Linked DNA regions of Homo sapiens: region 1 is linked to region 2. A link is an interaction called in ENCODE POLR2A ChIA-PET data of the cell type or tissue named here. Cell type or tissue: GM12878. All regions are shown on one strand. Each heading gives the region's core, and the rest is flanking DNA. Links, peaks and the distances in the headings are about the cores only.

The links. ChIA-PET counts read pairs that join two places held together with the same protein. Peaks named below come from ENCODE experiments on the same cell type or tissue, not always from the same donor. Only the 100,000 strongest peaks of a DNase experiment are listed, where the experiment ranks them.
Region 1: POLR2A ChIA-PET joins it to region 2 with 10 read pairs; 16 of 35 experiments call an interaction of 5 or more read pairs at or near these places.

Annotation. Positions count from the first base shown.
Region 1 is chr2:84,940,477-84,949,967 of GRCh38, reverse strand. No RefSeq gene overlaps it. Among named protein-coding and RNA genes, the nearest start is that of KCMF1, 26 kb to the left of the region's middle. RefSeq lists enhancers at 3,385-3,554, 6,580-6,669 and a silencer at 3,725-3,874. In GM12878, for the core only: a CTCF peak has its summit at 3,518 (motif pointing right); DNase peaks (open chromatin) are centred at 3,637 and 6,777; H3K4me3 peaks cover 4,216 bases; H3K27ac peaks cover 5,963 bases.
Region 2 is chr2:85,021,312-85,030,851 of GRCh38, reverse strand. It overlaps KCMF1 (potassium channel modulatory factor 1), which reads right to left. Exons shown (of 7, transcript NM_020122.5): 2 at 2,796-2,963. Among named protein-coding and RNA genes, the nearest start is that of LINC01964, 41 kb to the left of the region's middle. RefSeq lists an enhancer at 6,894-7,578. In GM12878, for the core only: no CTCF peak of the experiment used is centred there; no DNase peak of the experiment used is centred there.

The DNA of each region.
Region 1 (9,491 bases), core at 419-8,418, 81 kb after region 2:
GGCTCCTTTATGTCACTCCATCACTGACAGTAGGCCATCCACGGCTCGTATCTATGTTTCACTGTTCTGCATCCCTGAATTTTCACCTCATCCTGGATCCTGAAGCCTGCTTTGATGCTCTTTGGTGAGTGTTCTGGTTCTTTATTATGAAAATGAGATTTTTCTGTACAGCCCTTTGCCTTGGCAACTTTGGCAATTGCTCCTATTTCCAAAGTTGCCCCTGGAGCCACAATGTCTATTAATGTGAGGGTCCACTCTTAAAGGAAACATTTCTGTACGGATACATTGGGTTCACACTTACTAATGTTCTCACTCACTGATAGCCGTGGTGGCCATCAACTGATGTAAATGTTTTTTTTTCTTTTTTTTTTTTTTTGAGACAGAGTCTCGCACTGTCACCCAGGCTGGAGTGCAGTGGCGTGATCTCGGCTCACTGCAACCTCTGCCTCCCAGGTTCAAGCGATTCTCCTGCCTCAGCCACCCGAGTAGCTTGGATTACAGGCGCGCACCACCAGGGCCAGCTAATTTTTGTATTTTTAGTAGAGATGGGGTTTCACAATGTTGGCCAGGATGGTCTTGATCTCTTGACCTCGTGATCTGCCCGCCTCAGCTTCCCAAAGTGCTGGGATTACAGGCGTGAGCCACCGGCGCCCAACCAACTTATGTAAATGTTGAAAACGAAAGTGTTAATTTTGAGATTGTTTGCTAATGCTGAACAAATGGAAACAATTTAAATGTTATTAACAGGGACTGGCTAAATAAAGCATGATACAGCCATATATTGCACAGGTTGGCATACTTTTTCTGTAACGAGCTAGATAGTAAACTCTCCGGGCATTGTAGGCCACAGTCTCTGATGCAACCTTTCAATTCTGCTACTATAGTGCAAAAGCAGGCTGAGACTCTATGGAAAGGAATAGGCATGGCTATGTTCCCATACAACTTCTTTTAGGTGCTGGGCCATATTTGGTCTAGAGGCCATACTTTGCTGACCCTAATATAATAAGTCTTACTATGTGACCATTAAAAAGAACCAAATAGAATTATATGTACTGACAAAGATATCCATCAAGTTGTTTTTTTGTTTTGTTTTGTTGAGATGGAGTCTCGCTCTTGTTGCCCAGGCTGGAGTGCAATGGCGTGATCTCAGCTCACTGCAACCTCCGCCTCCCAGGTTCAAGTGATTTTCCAGACAGCCTCCTGAGTAGCTGGGATTACAGGCGTGCGCCACTACACCCAGCTAATTTTTGTATTTTTAGTAGAGATGGGGTTTCACTATATGTTGGCCAGGCTGGTCTCTAACTCCTAACCTCAAGTGATCCGCCCACCTCGGCCTCCCAAAGTGCTGGGATTACAGGTGTGAGCCATCACACCTGACCCCATCAGGTGTTTTTTTTCTTTTTGTTTTTGTTTTGTTTTTTTTTTTTTTTAAAAAGAATATAAGGCCAGGTGTGGTGGCTCACGCCTGTAATCCCAGCACTTTGGGAGGCTGAAGCGGGCGGATCACTTGAGGTCAGGGGTTCAAGACCAGCCTGACCAACATGGTGAAAACCTGTCTCTACTAAAAAATACCAAAAAATTAGCCAGCCGTGGTGGTGCGCTTCTGTAATCCCAGCTACTCGAGAGGCTGAGGCAGGAGAATCGCTTGAACCTGGGAGGCGGAGGTTGCAGTGAGCCGAGATCGTGCCACTTCACTTCAGCCTGGGTGACAGAGCGAGACTCTGCCTCAAAAAACAAAACAAAACAAAACCAACCAAACAAAAAATATATATATAGCTGGGCATGGTGGCTCACGCCTGTAACCCTAACACTTTGGGAGGCTGAGGTGGGTGGATCACCTGAGGTCAGGAGTTCAAGACCAGCCTGACCAACATGGTGAAACCCCGTCTCTACTAAAAATACAAAATTAGCTTGGTGTGGTGGTACATGCCTGTAATCCCAGCTACTCGAGAGGCCGAGGCAGGAGAATCGCTTGAACCCAGGAGGTGGAGGTTGCAGTGAGCCGAGATCAGGCAATGGCCTGATCTCCAGCCTGGGTGACAGAGCAAGACTCTGTCTCAAAAAAAAAAAAAAAAAGAAAGAAAAAAAAGAATAAGAATGTATAGGCTGAGCATGGTGGCTCACGCCTATAACCCCGGTACTTTGTGAGGCCAAGGTGAGAGGATCGCATGAGCCCAGGAGTTTGTGACCAGCCTGGGCAACATAGTGAGACCTTGTCTCTACTAATATCAAAAACAAAAAACAACAAAAACAAAACAAAAAGTATATATATATATATGCATGTACATTTTTTGGAGGGGGAGGAGAAGGGGTCAAAGTTACACACACAGACACTTGTGTTTCTATAGGCTGACAGGACACAGGAGTCACACCAATTTGGGACCCATAGGCACTTTTTCTTACGTTATTGTTTGAATGTTGTACAATGAGAGAGCTTGGTTTTTGAAATAATTAAATGTAATTGAATTGAGATTTGTTTTGTTTCGTTTTTTTGAGACAGGGTCTCACTCTGTTGCCCAGGCTGGAGTGCAGTGGTGAGATCATGGCTCACCGTAGGTTCCACCTCCTGGGCTCAAACAGTCCTCCTGCCTCAGCCTCCCGAGTAGCTGGGACTAAAGGTGCATGCCACCACGTCTGGCTAATTTTTTGATTTTTATTTTTTTGTAGAGATGGGGTCCTACTATGTTGCCCAGGCTGGTCTCAAACTCCTGGAGAATTGGGCTTAACCAGTCCTCCTGCCTTGGACTCCCAAAGAGCTAGGATTACAGGCGTGAGCCATCACGCCTGACTGGGATTTGTTTTTAAAGTTCCAAAGAGCTTTACTAGTCTTAATCGTAATGTACATAAACTTGTATTCTATGTAAAATATAACAACTTCACAATCATAATAACCATACAGCCATCATTAGCACAGCGCCTCTAACCCACAGCCTCTTACGATTATAAATGGGAGTTCAGATAGATCCATGGACGCAGGGGAGGTTTGGTTGAGGAGCCAGGTCAGAGTCTTGGTTGGAAACACATGCAACTGTATCTGGAACCAGGGTCTGAGGCGAGCTGGGGACAGAGGGACCTCACTTCCAGCCTTCTCTATCAGCAACCCTCTAACATAGAGCTATTTCCAGGTCTAAAGGGTCTCAGAAATGTTCCAACAGCTTCTAGCTTCCTGGGCATTAGCTGCATTTTCACCTACCGGTAGCCCTAGTTCCTCATTTGCCAAAGGCCCACTGCAGGCCGGGCCCTGGTGCCAGCAGAGGAGGTCTGCACCCTCACAGCTGTAGCAGGAGGGAGACGTGCAGAGAGGTGAAGCTCACGGCCCTGGAATACGTGCACCACGGAGGTGAGTGCAAGTGGGTGGGGACTTTGTGGAACAAGTCACATCTGAGTCACTCTGAAGTATGAATAGGAGTCCACCTCATCAACCAAGGCAGGGCAGGAAATTCCAGGCAGACAGTAGTGCAGGGATGAAGGTCCAGAGACGGAAATACTTTTGAAGGCACCATATGAAGTTTATGAACAGAGGTGGAGCTGAGACACCACAGATCAGAAAGGGGAACCAGCAGAGGGTAGCAAGCAGGGGAGACAGGAAGTCAAATTTGAGCTTTAGGGAGATTTTTCTGATGGTAGGGGAGGAGAATGTGTGGGTAGAGCAGTTACTGGCCTCTTGTCCGTATAAGAAGTAATGTGGGCCTGGACTTGGAGCAGAAGTGATTCAGACCTTGCTCGCCTCGCCTCTGAGCCATATTCAAAGCTGCCCTACCAGCCTGCTGTGTCCTCTCCCCTCCCCTCCCCTCCCCTCCTCCCTCCCCTCCCTTCCCCTCTCACCTCCCCTCTCCCCTCCTCTCCCCTCCCCTCTCCCCTCCCCTCCCCTCGTATACTGTTGGTGTGCCAGCTCTCCTTTAGTCTTCAAACTTAAAGCTTGGGTGTCACCCACATCAAGAAAAGTCTATTGACTGGGTGTGGTGGCTCATGCCTGTAATCCCAGCTACTCAGGAGGCTGAGGCCGGGGGATCCCTTGAGCCCAGGAGTTCAAGGTTGCAGTGAACTATGATCACACCACTGCACTCCAGCCTGGGTGACGGAGCAAGACCCTGTCTCAAACAAAGCAAAACAAAAAACCCCAAAAAACTCCACTGATGTCCCCACCCCATCCCCCACCATTCCCGAGCTTGGTCAGGGACCCCTGCCCTGGACTCTATGATGCTCTGTGCATTTCTTTTCTTTTCTTTTCTTTTTTTTTTTTTTTTTTTTGAGACAGAGTCTCACTGTGTCATCCAAGCTGGAGTGCAGTAGTGCGATCTCGGCTTGCTGCAATCTCTGCCTCCCAGGTTCAAGTGATTCTCCTGCTTTAGCCTCCTGAGTAGCCAGGATTACAGGCATGTGCCACCACGCCCAGCTAATTTTGTATTTTTAGTAGAGACAGGGTTTCACCATGTTGGTCAGGCTGGTCTCGAACCCCTGACCTCATGATCCGCCCACCTCGGCCTCCCAAAGTGATGGGATTACAGGCATGAGCCACCACGCCCAGCAGCTCTATGCATTTCTGAGTGTGAATCCCATTGCTTTATGATTGTGTTCTGGTTTTTGTTTTACCACTAGATTGTGATTTTCCTACCAGGTCTCATTCATTCTTCTGACTCCAATGCCTATCACAAAGCCTGGCACAGAGAAGATAAGAGCAAATATTTGTGATTGAATGAGTAAATGATGAATGAAAAGTGAAGACGGGAGATGAGAGAGGTATTTGGAGGTGGAATCAGGGTAACTTGGCAAGTGATTGGCAGGGATAGTGCAGAGGGTGGGTGGTGAGAGGGTGGCATCGAAGATGACTCCAGGTTTTCTGGTTTGGGAGTAGGGGAGCTCTGAACTGTTTTTATTCACAATACTTCTGCCACCAAATGTGTGAGTTTTTTCTTATACTGACCAGTTATTCAACTCTCCAGATACCAATTGGGTATCCAACAAATCAATTCCATTCTGACATTATCTACCTAGAATTAGTGTCAATGCCACCAAAGAGCTCCATCCCGCAAGACTGCCCTGATTTCAGATGTCGGTTGCTGGTACCAGGTTACCATCTGTATTTCTAACCAACCAGCTATAGAAGTCCTAGGTTACCACAACCCCCTCTTCATGTTCAATAATTTGCCAGAATGGCTCACAGAACTCGGAAACACTTTCGTTAGGCTTACCACTTTATGATCAAGGACATATGCTCAGAGACAGCCAGGTGGAAGCATAGGGCATGGTATTGGAGGGGCACGCAGGGCTTCTATGTCTCCTCTGGGCAGGCCGCCCTCCTAGCACTTCAGTGTGTTCACCAACTGGAAGCTCCCCGAATCTCATCATTTAGGGGTTTTTATGGAGGTTTCATTACACAGGCACAATTGATGAAATCATTGACCAATGCTGATTGACTCAATCACCAGCCCCTTTTCCTTCCTGGAGGTCTGGGGATGAGCTGAAAGTTCCAATTCTGTCATGCCTTGGTCTCTCTGGTGACCAGCCCCCATCCTCAAGCTATGTCGGGGACCCCCAGCCACCAGGCACCTTATTAGCACACAAAAGATATCATTCCAGGGATTCCAAGGGTTATAGGAGCTGCGTGCAAAGACTGAGGACAAAGACAGAATACATATTTACCACAGGAGGTGCTGGTGCCATTAGCCAACATGGGAGATATGAGAAGAGGAGCAGATGCCGGGCGCAGAGGCTCACGCCTGTAATCCCAGCACTTTGGGAGGCTGAGGCAGGTGGATCACCTGAGGTTGGGAGTTCAAGACCAGCCTGACCAACATGGAGAAACCCTGTCGCTACTAAAATTAGCTGGGCATTGTGGCGCATGCCTGTAGTCCCAGCTACTCAGGAGGCTGAGGCACTAGAATCGCTTGAACCCGGGAGGTTGTGGTGAGCTGAGACTGGGCCATTGCACTCTAGCCTGGGCAATAAAAATGAAACTCCGACTCAGAAAAAGAAAAAAAAAAAAGAAGAGGAGCAGATATGGGAAGGAAGATAGTTTCAGTTATCTACTGTGTCGGTGACACAAACAACAACAATTATTTATTTATTTATTTATTTATTTTTTGAGAGAGTCTTGCTCTGTCACCCAGGCTGGAGGGCAGTGGCGCAATCTCGGCTCACTGTAACCCCTCCTTCTCCCAGGTTCAAGCGATTCTCCTGCCTCAGCCTCCCGAGTAGCTGGGATTACAGGCGAGCACCACCAAACCCCACTACTTTTTCATATTTTTAGTAGAGACGGGCTTTTACCCTGTTAGCCAGGCTGGTCTCAAACTCCTGACCTCAGGTGATTCACCCGCCTTGGCCTCCCAAAGTGCTGGGATTACAGGCAAGAGCCACCGCACCCAGCCTTTAACAATCATTTATTATGTCTCCTGGTAATTGGGGGGGACTGGCACATTCATTCCCACTCCTGGACCAAGTTGACAACCCCAGCTTGGCTTGGCTTCTGACTGACCCATTTCCCTTTCTCTCCCATATGTTTACATACCTGTTGTATCTCAGTGGAGGCAGAATGCCTTTTATTGACCTTGTTTCACCCATGTATCTATGGATCTTTCCTCTCAGTCTTCATCGGGGGGCCTCTTACCTGTATGCAGACCTATAGCTCAGGCCTCCAGCAGCTTTGTGAAATAAAATTTGTCATGTGACTGATCTTCTATAGTCAGAGAGAACAGAGAATATATGCTAGAGCTCTTTCTCACATGTAACTGAAAGCCTCACTTTAGGCATGACTGGATCTAGGGATGTAAATGTGGCAAGGCCCTTGATTTCACTCCCTGATGATTCAGTCTCACTTCCTATCTCTCAGCTCTATTCTTGGGGGGGTTCTCTGTGTGGTGGCAAAAAATGGTGATAGTAGGCCAGGTGCAGTGGCTCACGCCTGTAATCCCAGCACTTTAGGAGGCCGAGGCAGGCTGATCACTTGAGGTCAGCAGTTCAAGACCAGTCTGGCCAACGTGGTAAAGCCCCATCTCCTACTAAAAATACAAAAATTAGCCGGGCGTGGTGGTGGACGCCTGTAATCCCAGCTACTCAGGAGGCTGAGGCACCAGAATCGCTTGAGCCCGGGAGGCAGAGGTTGGTGAGCTGAGATCACACCACTGCATTCCAGCCTGGGCAACAGAGCGAGACTCCATCTAAAAAAAAAATGGTAATAGTAGTTCCAACTCATTCCTTTCCAGATCAAGTCAAGCCAAAAAGGGCAAGCCTTTTATCCACAGGTGCCTGCAGCAGTGCTGAGAGTCACTCTGATGGGGCCAGTAGGGTCATTTGCTGGCCCCTGAATGGATCTCTGAGGTCAGGAACCTGCAGCAGGGTCTTGTGCTGGAGAAAGAGGGGTGGGGAACAAGCAACAAGTATTCACTTTAAGGGGCAATGCTCTGAAATCCCTCCCCTATGCAGATGGAGCTCAGACCACCAGTCCAGTGCCTGGCACATTGTAGCCCTCAAGAAATACTTCTACTTCTAAAAAGATGGCACCACAGAGCCATGACTAGGATTCTGAGACAGAAGCTATGTCCTGGCCTTGTGGCCAGTGTGGGCCCAGTGAGCGGAAGATACCTGCTGGCTGAGTCAGGATACTCTACACGCTTACAGGGCACTGACCCTTTTTGTTTTAGATGTTTAATTACTAGTCTGTCTAGGGAAATACAGGTGAGAAGACAAAAATCCCACACATGGGGAAGTTGCAGAGTCATGAAATCTCTTAAGGTGATTATAGCCTTAGTCCTTACAGTATATAGTTTCCAGTTGTTTTCCTGAGATTGAACCTAGAAGCCCAATTTATCATTTTTTTTTTCCTTGAGACGGAGTCTCAATCTGTGGCCCAGGCTGGAGTGCAGTGGCATGATCTCAGCTCACTGCAACCTCCGCCTCCCGGGTTCCAGAGATTGTCCTGTCTCAGCCTCCCAAGTAGCTAGGATTACAGGCACGCACCACCACACCTGGCTAATTTTTGTATTTTTAGTAAAGACAGGATTTTGCCATGTTGGCCAGGCTGGTCTTGAACTCCTGACTTCAGATGATTGTCTCAACTTGGCCTCCCAAAGTGCTAGGATTACTGGCGTGAGCCACCACACCTGGCCCAATTTATTAATTTTTTTCACTCATCTAATAAAACCCTTGTTGATCATCTAAGAGCTCTGGGCCAGACACTACAGGTGTAAAGGTGAATAAAGGCCTAATCTTTTGTTTTTGTTTTTGTTTTTCTTGAGACATGGTCTCCCTCTGTCACCCAGGCTGGAGTGCAGTGGTACGATCTTGGCTCACTGCAACCCCAGCCTCCTGGGCTCAAGTGATCCTCCTGCCTCAGCCTTCCGAGTAGCTGGCACTACAGGTGTGAGCCACCACACCTGACTAATTTTTATATTTTTTGTGGAGATGGGGTTTTGCCATGTTGCCCAGGCTGGTCTCCAACTCCTGAGCCCAAGCAATCCACCCACCTCGGCTTTCTAAAGTGCTGGGATTACAGCGTGAGCCACCACACTGGCCAATAAAGCCAAATCTTAGCTCCTAAGAAGTTCACAGCCAGAGTGGGGAGAGTGACTAAACAAATGACCATGGTGAATTTCATAACTTCAGATGAGAAAGGTATAAAGGAAGAGCTTTGGAAGGAGAGAGCTGCCCCCTCCTCCAGGGGCTCACTCACCTGTGGGCTCTGTAGAAGCCCTCTGAAAAGCAGTTTCTCAGCACAGTGAGCTCGAAGTCGTCTCCATTCACACCTGGAGCACCGCCCTGTATTGCAAATGGGAGGGTAAAGTTGGTGTAAATTTTATGGAGGGCAATTTGGCAATAACTAACAAAATTTTGCCACCATTTTCTCTTCTAGGACTGCTTCTTTCCTTGCATGTGTATGAAATTACATTTGTATAAGGTGTTGCATGGCAGCACTGTTGGTAATAACTAAGACTGGAAGTAACCTCTGTGCTCAACATAAATAACAATGATGGTGCAACTGCATAAAGAAATACTATGCAACTATAAAAAAAAGAGGAACCTCTTTAGGTACTGATCTGGATCATTCCAAGATATCCTGATATATGAAAAAGCATGTATCTGAACCCTGTTATATTAATAATATGCTGCCTTTTGTAGGAAAAAAAGGAAAAAAGTATATATATGCATACACACTCATATAATTTGTATATGTATAAACTAGCTCTGGAAGGAAACAAAAGAAACCAGTAGATCCTCTGGGGAAGGGAACTGGGTGTCCCAGAGTGGGAAACTCCACTGTGTATTCTTTTTACCATTGGAATTTTGAACTTATTATGTTTTGTTTATTTATTTACTTATTTATTATTTTTTTGAGACGGAGTCTCGCTCTGTTGCCTAGGCTGGAGTGCAGTGGTGCCATCTCGGCTCACTGCAAGCTCCGCCTCCTGGGTTCAAGTGATTCTTATGCCTCAGCCTCCCAAGTAGCTGGGATTATAGGTGCCTGGCTAATTTTTCTATTTTTAGTAGAGACGGGG
Region 2 (9,540 bases), core at 651-8,650:
GGTGGCTTCCACCTGTGATCCCAATTACTTGGAAGGCTGAGGGTGGAGGATTGCTTGAGCCTGGGAAGCGGAGGCTGCAGTGAGCCAAGATCGCACCACTGCACTCCAGCCTGGGTGAAAGTGAGACTCTGTGTCAAAAAACAAACAAAAACACCAGGCATATAGATCAATGTGAATAGACTGAGAGTCTAGAAATAAACCCTCATTTATAGTCAACCTATTTTTAACAAGAGTGCCAAGACAATGCATTGGGTAAAGAATAGTCTTTCCAACAAAAGATACTGGGACAACTGAATACTCACATGCAAAAGAATAAAGTTGGCCCTTTACCTCATTCCACATATAAAAATTAATTCTAAATGGGTCAAATATCTAAATGTAAGAGCTAAAACTATAAAACTCTTAGAAGAACACACAAGTTTAAATCTTCGTGACTTTGAATTAGGCAGTGATTTTCTAGATACAGCATCAAATGCACAACAAATGAAAAAATACATAAACGGGACATTATCAGAATTAGAAGTTTTGTGCTTCAAAGCACACCACCAAGAAAGTGAAAACACAACCCACAGAATGGGAGAAAATTTTTGCAAATCATCTATCAGATAAAAAAACTTACATAAGGAATAAAAAACTATTACAATTCAATAACAAAGACACATTATCCAATTAAAAAATGGGCAAAGGATCAAGGTATTTCTTCAAAGTAGATATACAAATGGCCCATAAGCACAAGAAAAGATGCTCAACATAATTTATATTTCAGAGAAATATAAATCAAAACCACCTGAGATACTACTTTACACCTACTAGGATGGCTGAAATAAAAAGGACAAAAAGTGTGGGCTAGGTAAGAAATTATAGCACGAAGCCAGGCGTGGTGGCTCATGTCTGTAATCTCAGCACTCTGGGAGGCCCGCAAGTGGATCACCTAAGATTAGGAGTTCAAGACCAGCCTGGCCAACATGGTGAAACCCTGTCTCTATTAAAAATACAAAAAAAATTTTCTGGGCATGGTGGCGGGCACCTGTAATCCCAGCTATTCAGGAGGCTGAGGCAGGAGAATCGCTTGAACCCAGGAGGTGGAGGTTGCAGTGAGCTGAGATGGCGCCATTGCACTCCAGCCTAGGCGACAAGAGTGAAACTCTTGTCTCAAAAAAAAAAAAAAAAAAAATTATAGCATGAAACATTTATATATTTTCTTACAATGTCTTCTAATCAACTGTAGAAACAATCTGCCTTTTTTTTTTTTTGAGATAGCGTCTTGCTTTGTTGGCCAGGCCGGAATGTAGTGGCACAATCAGGGTTCACTGCACACTTGACCTCCTGGGCTCAAGTGATCCTCCCATCTCAGCCTCCCAAGTAGCTAGGGCTACAGATGCATGTGCGCCACCACATCCAGCTAATTTATTGTATTTTTCGGGGGTGGATGCAGAGACAGGGTTTTTGCCATGTTGCCCAGGCTCATCTCAAACTCCTGGGCTCAAGTGATCTGACCATCTTAAGCCTCCCAAAGGGCTGGGATTACAGGCGTTAGCCACCATAACCAGCCAACAATCTGTTTTCTGGTCACTACAAAAGCTATTATTGCTGGGCATGGTGGCTCACGTCTGTAATCCCAGCACTTTGGGAGGCGAAGGCAGGTGGATAACTTGAGGTCAAGACCAGCCTGGCCAACATAGTGAAACTTCATCTCTACTAAAAATACAAAAAAATTAGCTGGGCAAGGTGGCACACACCTGTAGTCTCAGCTACTCAAGAGGCTGAGGCACGAGAATTGCTTGAAGCCAGGAGGCAGATGTTGCAGTGAGCCGAAATCCGGCCACTGCATTCCAGCGTGGGCGACAGAGTGAGACTCTGTCTTAAAAAAATAAAAAATAAAATAAAATAAAGCTATTATTTGTGTGTTAATAGCACGAACAAAAGACAGAGCATATTTCTTCTTTACTGAAGCACTCTTCTATTTCATTCCTTGTCAGTTGTGTATATTTCTGAATGGTTTTTTTAAACAAGTAAACTATGATTAAGATGAACAGACAGAATTACTTAGTACGTAAAAAGTAAGGCCGGGCGCGGTGGCTTACGCCTGTAATCCCAGCACTTTGGAGGCCGAGGCAGGTGTATCATTAGGTTAGGAGTTCAAGACCAGCCTGGTTAACATGGTGAAACCCTATCTCTACTAAAGATACAAAAAATCAGCCGGGCATGGTGGTGCACGCCTGTAATCCCAGCTCCTTGGGAGGCTGAGGCAGGAGAATCGCTTGAACCTGGGGGGTGGAGGTTGCAGCGAGCTGAGATCACGACATTGCACTCCAGCCTAGGCGACAGGGTAAGACTCCTCAAAAAAAAAAAAAAAAAAAAAAAAAAAGCCAGGCACAGTGGCTCACGCCTATAATCCCAGCACTTTGGGCGGCTGAGTCGGGCAGATTGACTGAGGTCAGGAGTTCGAGACCAGTCTGGCCAACGTGGTGAAACCCTGTCTCTACTAAAAATACAAAAAAATTAGCCAGGCGTGGTGGTGTGCACCTGTAATCCCAGCTACTCGGGTGGCTGAGGCAGGGGAATTGCTTGAACCAGGGAGGTGGAGGTTGCAGTGAGCCAAGATCGCGCCATTGCACTCCAGCCTGGGCAACAAGAGCGAAACTCCGTCTCAAAAAAAAGTAAGATTTATTTCATGTTTAATGAATTTGGGGCTTATGGTATGCTGCTGGGGAGTTTTAGAACACTTTGCCTTTACTTCTTCAACGTACATAAAATTCTAAATGATGTAATTCATTAAATTTTTAATTACTTACCAAAATCTACCCTTGTTAATATGCACTGCATTGGGTGGTCAGTTGTATGCCTTGTTGTTGTTGCACCACTTTCATAACAAGATGCACAAAGATCGTAATCGTAGCAAATTAAACACTTATATCTGCGACCTCGAAAATTTCCTTTTAAACATGCATCACAGCTGACACCTATAAAAAAAAGAAATATCTTTAGTTACCAGTTGTAAAGGCCACTCTTGATTTCATTTTTATGAATGTTTCAGGTGCTCATTTAACCTCATATGTCCTTTCCAAAATGACTAGAAATGACTTAGTAAAATGATACGGGAAGTTTTAGCCATGTGCTGGATTCATTACTCTGATTTATACTCCACATGAAAATAATTTAAAATGACTGATACAGGCTGGGTGCAGTGGCTCACGCCTGTAATCTGAGCACTTTGCGGGGGTCGAGGCGGGTGGATCACTTGAGGTCAGTAGTCCAAGACCAGCCTGGTCAACATGTTGAAACCCCGTCTCTACTAAAAATGCAAAAATTAGCTGGGCGTGGTGGCTGGCACCTGTAATCCCAACTACTTGGGAGGCTGAGGCATGAGAATTGCTTAAACCCAGGAGGTAGGGTTGCAGTGAGCTGAGATCGCGCCACTGCACTCCAGCCTCACAACAGAGTGAGGCTTTGTCTCAAAAAAAAAAAAAAAAAAAAAAAAAAAAGCCTTGATAAGCCAGCAAGAAGGTAAAAACCAAGACGAAGAGGAACTGGTGACTGGAAGCACTAAAGAAGGCTTTTCACCATGAGGGTATTTGCCCAAGCAGGTAAAAATCTAAGCTTAAGGTCCACAGCATTATTGGACAAAGGCCTAGTGAAGGTGGGATAATTAACAGAAGATTCCTCATAAAACCAAGACCCTAATATACTCTCAATGCATGGGTAGGCTAGAAATCCTCCCTAGGGGATTACAAAAATTACCCCAGTGAAAGCCCCCTGCCCTAGGGGCACAAAATAACACAAAAAGCCATAACCACAAACCAGTCCTCATGGGTTTATAGCCCAAATTCTATCAAATGGTTCCAAAGACCTTGGGTCAAGAATTTTAAGTGGTCTTAAATTAGAATTGATACCAAGCATCTGGCATATATAAACATCCAAAGAATAAGTTCATAATTTAAACCATAAAATACACACAAAAAAACAAAGCACCATCAGAAAGAACTAGCAGGAGCAGCAGAATCAGTCATGAGTTCATATCAGAATTGGGGCATCAAATAATTCTTGACCTGTTAAAAGAAATAACTGGGTGTGGTGGCTAACACCTATAATCCCAAGCACTTTGGCAAGGCGAGGCAGGGGGATGGCTTGAGGCCAGGAGTTCAAGACCAGCCTGGGCAACATAGAGAGATCCTGTCTACAAAAAAATTTAAAAATTAGCTGGGCATTGTGGCCTGTGCCTGTAGCCTTAGCTACTTGGAAGGTTGAGGTGGGAGGAATGCTTGAGCCCAGGAGCTCGAAGCTGCAGTGACCATGATCAAACTACTGCACTCCAGCTTGGGAACAGAACAAGACCCTGTCTGGAAAAAATAAAAATAATAATAATAATAATAATAATAATAATAATAATAAAGGAAAGAAAGAAGCTTGAACAGGGCTGGGTGCCATAGCTCACACCTGTAATTCCAACACTTTGGGAGGCTAAGACAAGAGGGCTGCTTGAGGCCAGGAGTTCAAGACCAGCCAAGGCAACATAGAGAGATCTCATTTGTATTTGTTTAAAAAAAAAAAAGTTAAAATATGCCAGGCGCAGTGGCTCACGCCTGTAATCTCAGCACTTTGGGAGACTGAGGTGGGCGGATCACCTGAGGTCAGGAGTTCAAGACCACCCTGACCAACCTGGTGAAACCCCATCTCTACTAAACATACAAAAATTAGCCGGGCGTGGTGGTGGGCGCCTGTAATCTCAGCTACTTGGGAGGCTGAAGCAGAAGAATGGCTTGAACTCAGGAGACGGAGGTTGCAGTGAGCCGAGATCATGCCACTGCACTCCAGCCTAGGCGACAGAGTGAGACTCTGTCTTTAAAAAATATTTTTAAAAAAGTTAAAATTTAAAATTCTGTAGGTGGGTTTCATAGTTTTATTCACATGTGATCTGCTTGTTTATGCTGAAAACCCAAATACAGCTAAGTTATTAGAAGCAGTAAGCAAAGCTGTTAGATAGAGACCTCCTAAATAAAGTACTGATTGTATTTCTTCACTGCAAAACAGACAGAAAAACATATTATTAAAAATATGTCATTTATTACAAAAAAATTAGTGAGGCATGGTGGTGTGTGCCTGTAATCTCAGCTACTCGGGTGGCTGAGGGAAGAGAATCACTTGAACCCAGGAGGCAGAGGTTGCAGTAAGCTGAGGTTGCGCCACTGCACTCCAGCCTGGGTGACAGAGCGGGACTCCTATCTCAAAAAACCAAAAAAATGTCATTTGTGATTCCATCGAGATGTGCCAAATTCAAAGAGAAGGAAAGTAGAACAGTGGTTGCCAGAAGCTTGAGGAAAGGGAGAACGGGGAGTTACGGTTTAGTGGGTAGAGAGTTTTCAAGTTTGGGATAATGGAAGAATTCTGGAGATGGACAGTGGTGATGGTTCCAAGAATGTGAATATACTTAATGCTACTGAACTGTACACCTAAAAGGGGTTAAAATAAATTTTATGCTATGTATATTTTACTGCAATAAAAAAATAAGCCATTTGCAACAGCATTTTAAAAAAGTGCCTATGAATAAATCTAACCAAAGATAGGCAGCCCTTTATGAAGCAAATTAGTAAAAATGTATTCAAAGACACTAAAGGACTTTAAAAAATATAAATACCAACTTCATGGACTGGAAGGTTCATAATAAAATGTCAACAGATTTGTGGATTCAATACAATTAATAACCAAAATTTAAAAAGAATTTTTTTGTGGGGCATGGTAAGCTGACTCAAATGTTGATGCAAGTTACAAAAAGGGCCAAGGAGAGTCAAGATGCTCCCAAGAAAAATGAGATAGAGGGACTTGTTTTATATATCAAGAGCTAAACTAATAAATAATAAGTAACACCATAACAAATAATAAACCTATAATAACTACAGTAAGATGGAATGGCACCAGGGTAGAGACAAACTGGCCCATGGAATAGAACGGAAAGACCAGAAACAGATGTTGAAATCTGTTTTACAACAGCAAGGTCACTAAAGAGCACTGAGAAAAAAAGGGAATGGACAATAAATGGTGCTGAACAGGTGATTATCTGCATGTGGGGAAAACAGAATTGGATCTCTCCCCATATCCTATACACACAAAAAATCAATTCCACATGGTTTAAAGACGGATTCAAAAGAACAATGAAAAATATCTCTAGAAGACAATATAGAATATTTTTATGAGTCTAAAGTAGAAAACAATTTCTTAAATCTTTCTCTTTCTCACACACACACGCGCACACACACACACACACACACACTCTCTCTCTCTCTCTCTCTCTCTCTCTCTCACTCTCCAAATCAAAAAGTAAGAGATAAGTCCAACTACGTTAAGACTTTTTCTTCATCTTTTGTTTTTGTTTTATTCTTTTGAGATAGAGTCTCACTCTGTCGCCGGGGCTGGAGTGCAATGGTGAGATCTTGGCTCACTGCAACCTCCGCCTCCTGGGTTCAAGCAATTCTCCTGCCTCAGCCTCCCAAGGAGTTGGGATCATAGGCGCCTGGCACCATGCCCAGCTAATTTTTGTATTTTTAGTAGAGACGGGGTTTCACCACGTTGGCCAGGCTGGTCTCGAACTCCGGGTGATCTGCCCGCCTGGGCCTCCCAAAGTGCTGGAATTACAACAGGCGTGAGCCACCACGCTCGGCCTTTTTCTTCGTCTTTTCACAGCCTACATTGATTGAAAATATAAGGTTCAGAAACTGGCGATATGTACAACATACATGACAGACAAAAGTTTGGTATTCAGAATGCATTATGAACTCTTACATATCAGTAAGTAAATGATGAATGCTTAGTAGAAAAATGGAGAAACCTGTCAAAGGGCACTCAAAGAACAACAAACATAAATGGCCAGTAAACATATGAAAAGATGCTCAATCTCATTAGTCATCAAAGAAGTGCATGATTAACATCCGTGAGCTAGCATTTTACATTTACCAAACCGGTAAGAAACTACAAGTTTCATGATATCAAGTGTTAGTGAAGATAAAGGGCAGCAGAAGTGCTTATACCCTGCTGGTAGGAGTGTAAATCAGCACAACCACTTTGAAAAATTTGTTCATATTTTTAGTCAAGTTAAACACATATACCTCCTATGATACCGTAATTTCACTCTTAAATAAATTCCCGGGGAGGGAATCTTTTGTCTGTGTGCACCTAGAGAATGTGGAAGAATGTTGACGGCAGTTTTTGTAACTGAATTTTAAAAAGGCTACTCAGGGGCTGGGCGCGGTGGCTCACGCCTGTAATCCCAGCACTTTGGGAGACCGAGGCGGGCGGATCACAAGGTCAGTAGATCGACACCATCCTGGCTAACACGGTGAAACCCCGTCTCTACTAAAAATACAAAAAAAAATTAGCCAGGCGTGGTGGCGGGCGCCTGTAGTCCCAGCTACTCAGGAAGCTGAGGCAGGAGAATGGCGTGAACCCAGGAGGCGGAGCTTGCAGTGAGCTGAGATCGCGCCACTGCACTCCAGCCTGGGCGAGAAAGTGCGAGACTCCGTCTCAAAAAAAAAAAAAAAAAGGCTATTCAGATTCAAAGGCTCAACAGTTCAATATGCACAGAATGAATTGGAAAAAGAATGAATCACAGCAACGGTAAGAACATCTGCCTCAGATGAGTGAAAGGAAATTTCAAAGAATACATACAGTATTGGCCGGGCGCGGTGGCTCACGCCTGTAATCCCAGCACTTTGGGAGGCCGAGGCGGGCGGCTCATGAGGTCAGGAGATCGAGACCATCCTGGCTAACACAGTGAAACCCCGTCTCTACTAAAAATACAAAAAATTAGCCAGGCGTGATGGCGGCCGCCTGTAGTTCCAGCTTCTGGGGAGACTGAGGCAGGAGAATGGCGTGAACCCAGGAGGCGGAGCTTGCAGTGAGCTGAGATCAGCCACCGCACTCTAGCCTGGGCAACAGAGCGAGACTCCGTCTCAAAAAAAAAAAAAAAAAAAAGAATACATACAGTATAAAGTTGAAAACCAGTATCTAGTTTAGGAAATCAAACATGTAGTAAAACTATAAAAGGAAAATGAGGGAATGATAAAATTTTGGTCAGTGGCTCCCTCTGGGGTTTAAGGTGATGAAGAGATGAGTATGTGAAGCTTTTACGGATCTTGAAATGCAACGTTTTTACATCTGGCCAAGAGGATCTGTAGTACCATTCTTCTCTTTTGCATTTATTTTATGAAAATTCTCATATATCCAACCAATATTTTATTTTTAAAAGTCCCTTCCTTCTAAACAAAAACAAACAAACAAAAAAACAGAAAGCAAAGCTGGAATTGTTTACAACAACCTTTGGGCTGTCAGTGGACTGTCAGGTGGAAAACTGGAAAACCAACATAGTTTTGGCAGATTGTAGATTTTTGAGACAAGGTCTCACTGTCACCCTGGCTGGAGAGCAGTTGCACAATCTCGGCTCACTACAGCCTCGACCTCCTGGATTTAAGCAATCCTTCTACCTCAGCCTCCTGAGTAGCTGGGACTACTGGTGTGCGCCACCATGCCCGCATAATTTTTGTATTTTTTTTGTAGAGATGGGATTTCGCCAAGTTGCCCAGACTGGTCTCAAACTCCTGGACTCAAGCAATCTGCCTGTGTCAGCCTCCCAAAGCACTGAGATTACAGGCATGAGCCACCGAGACCAGCCTAGGTTGTAGATTCTTATTGTTTGTTGAATGAATATGTTTTTATTAAAACAAAAAACAACAACAAAAAAAACAGGCCGGGCGTGGTGGCTCACACCTGTAAGCCCAGCACTTTGGGAGGCCGAGGCAGGTGGATCACCTGAGGTCAGGAGTTCAAGACCAGCCTGACCAACATGGTGAAACCCCATCTCTACTAAAAATACAAAAATTAGCCAGGCGTGGTGGCAGGCACCTGTAATCCCAGCTACTCCGGAGGCTGAGGCAGGAGAATTGCTTGAACCTGGGAGGCGGAGGTTGTAGTGAGCCGAGATCGCACCATTGTACTTCAGCCTGGGGAACAAGAGCAAGATTTCTTCTCAACAAAACAAAACAAAACAAAACACCATGGGATTCCCTGTTATTACTTAGCCATTAACAATAAGCACTTAGACAAATCAATGTTCTCTGCTCAATTTCTCTTCATCTATGAAGTTTGCTACGAGAATCAAATGAGGAAAAAAAAAGACATGAAAGCCCTAAATTTTAAAATGGTAGTATTATCTCATTCAGATGCAGTAAGATTTTTTTTTTTTGTGACAGTCTCGCTCTGTTGCCCAGGCTGGAGTGCAGTGGCGCAATCTTGGCTCACTGCAAGCTCTGTCTCCTGGTTTCATGCCATTGTCCTGCCTCAGCCTCCCGAGCAGCTGGGACTACAGGTGCCCACCACCACACCCGGCTAATTTTTGTACTTTTAGTAGAGACAGGGTTTCACCACATTGGCCAGGATGTTCTCGATCTCCTGACCTCGTGATCCGCCCGCCTTGGCCTCCCAAAGTGCTGGGATTACACGCGTGAGCCACCGCGCCCGGCTGCAGTAAGATTATTTTATCGCTTTCCCAGA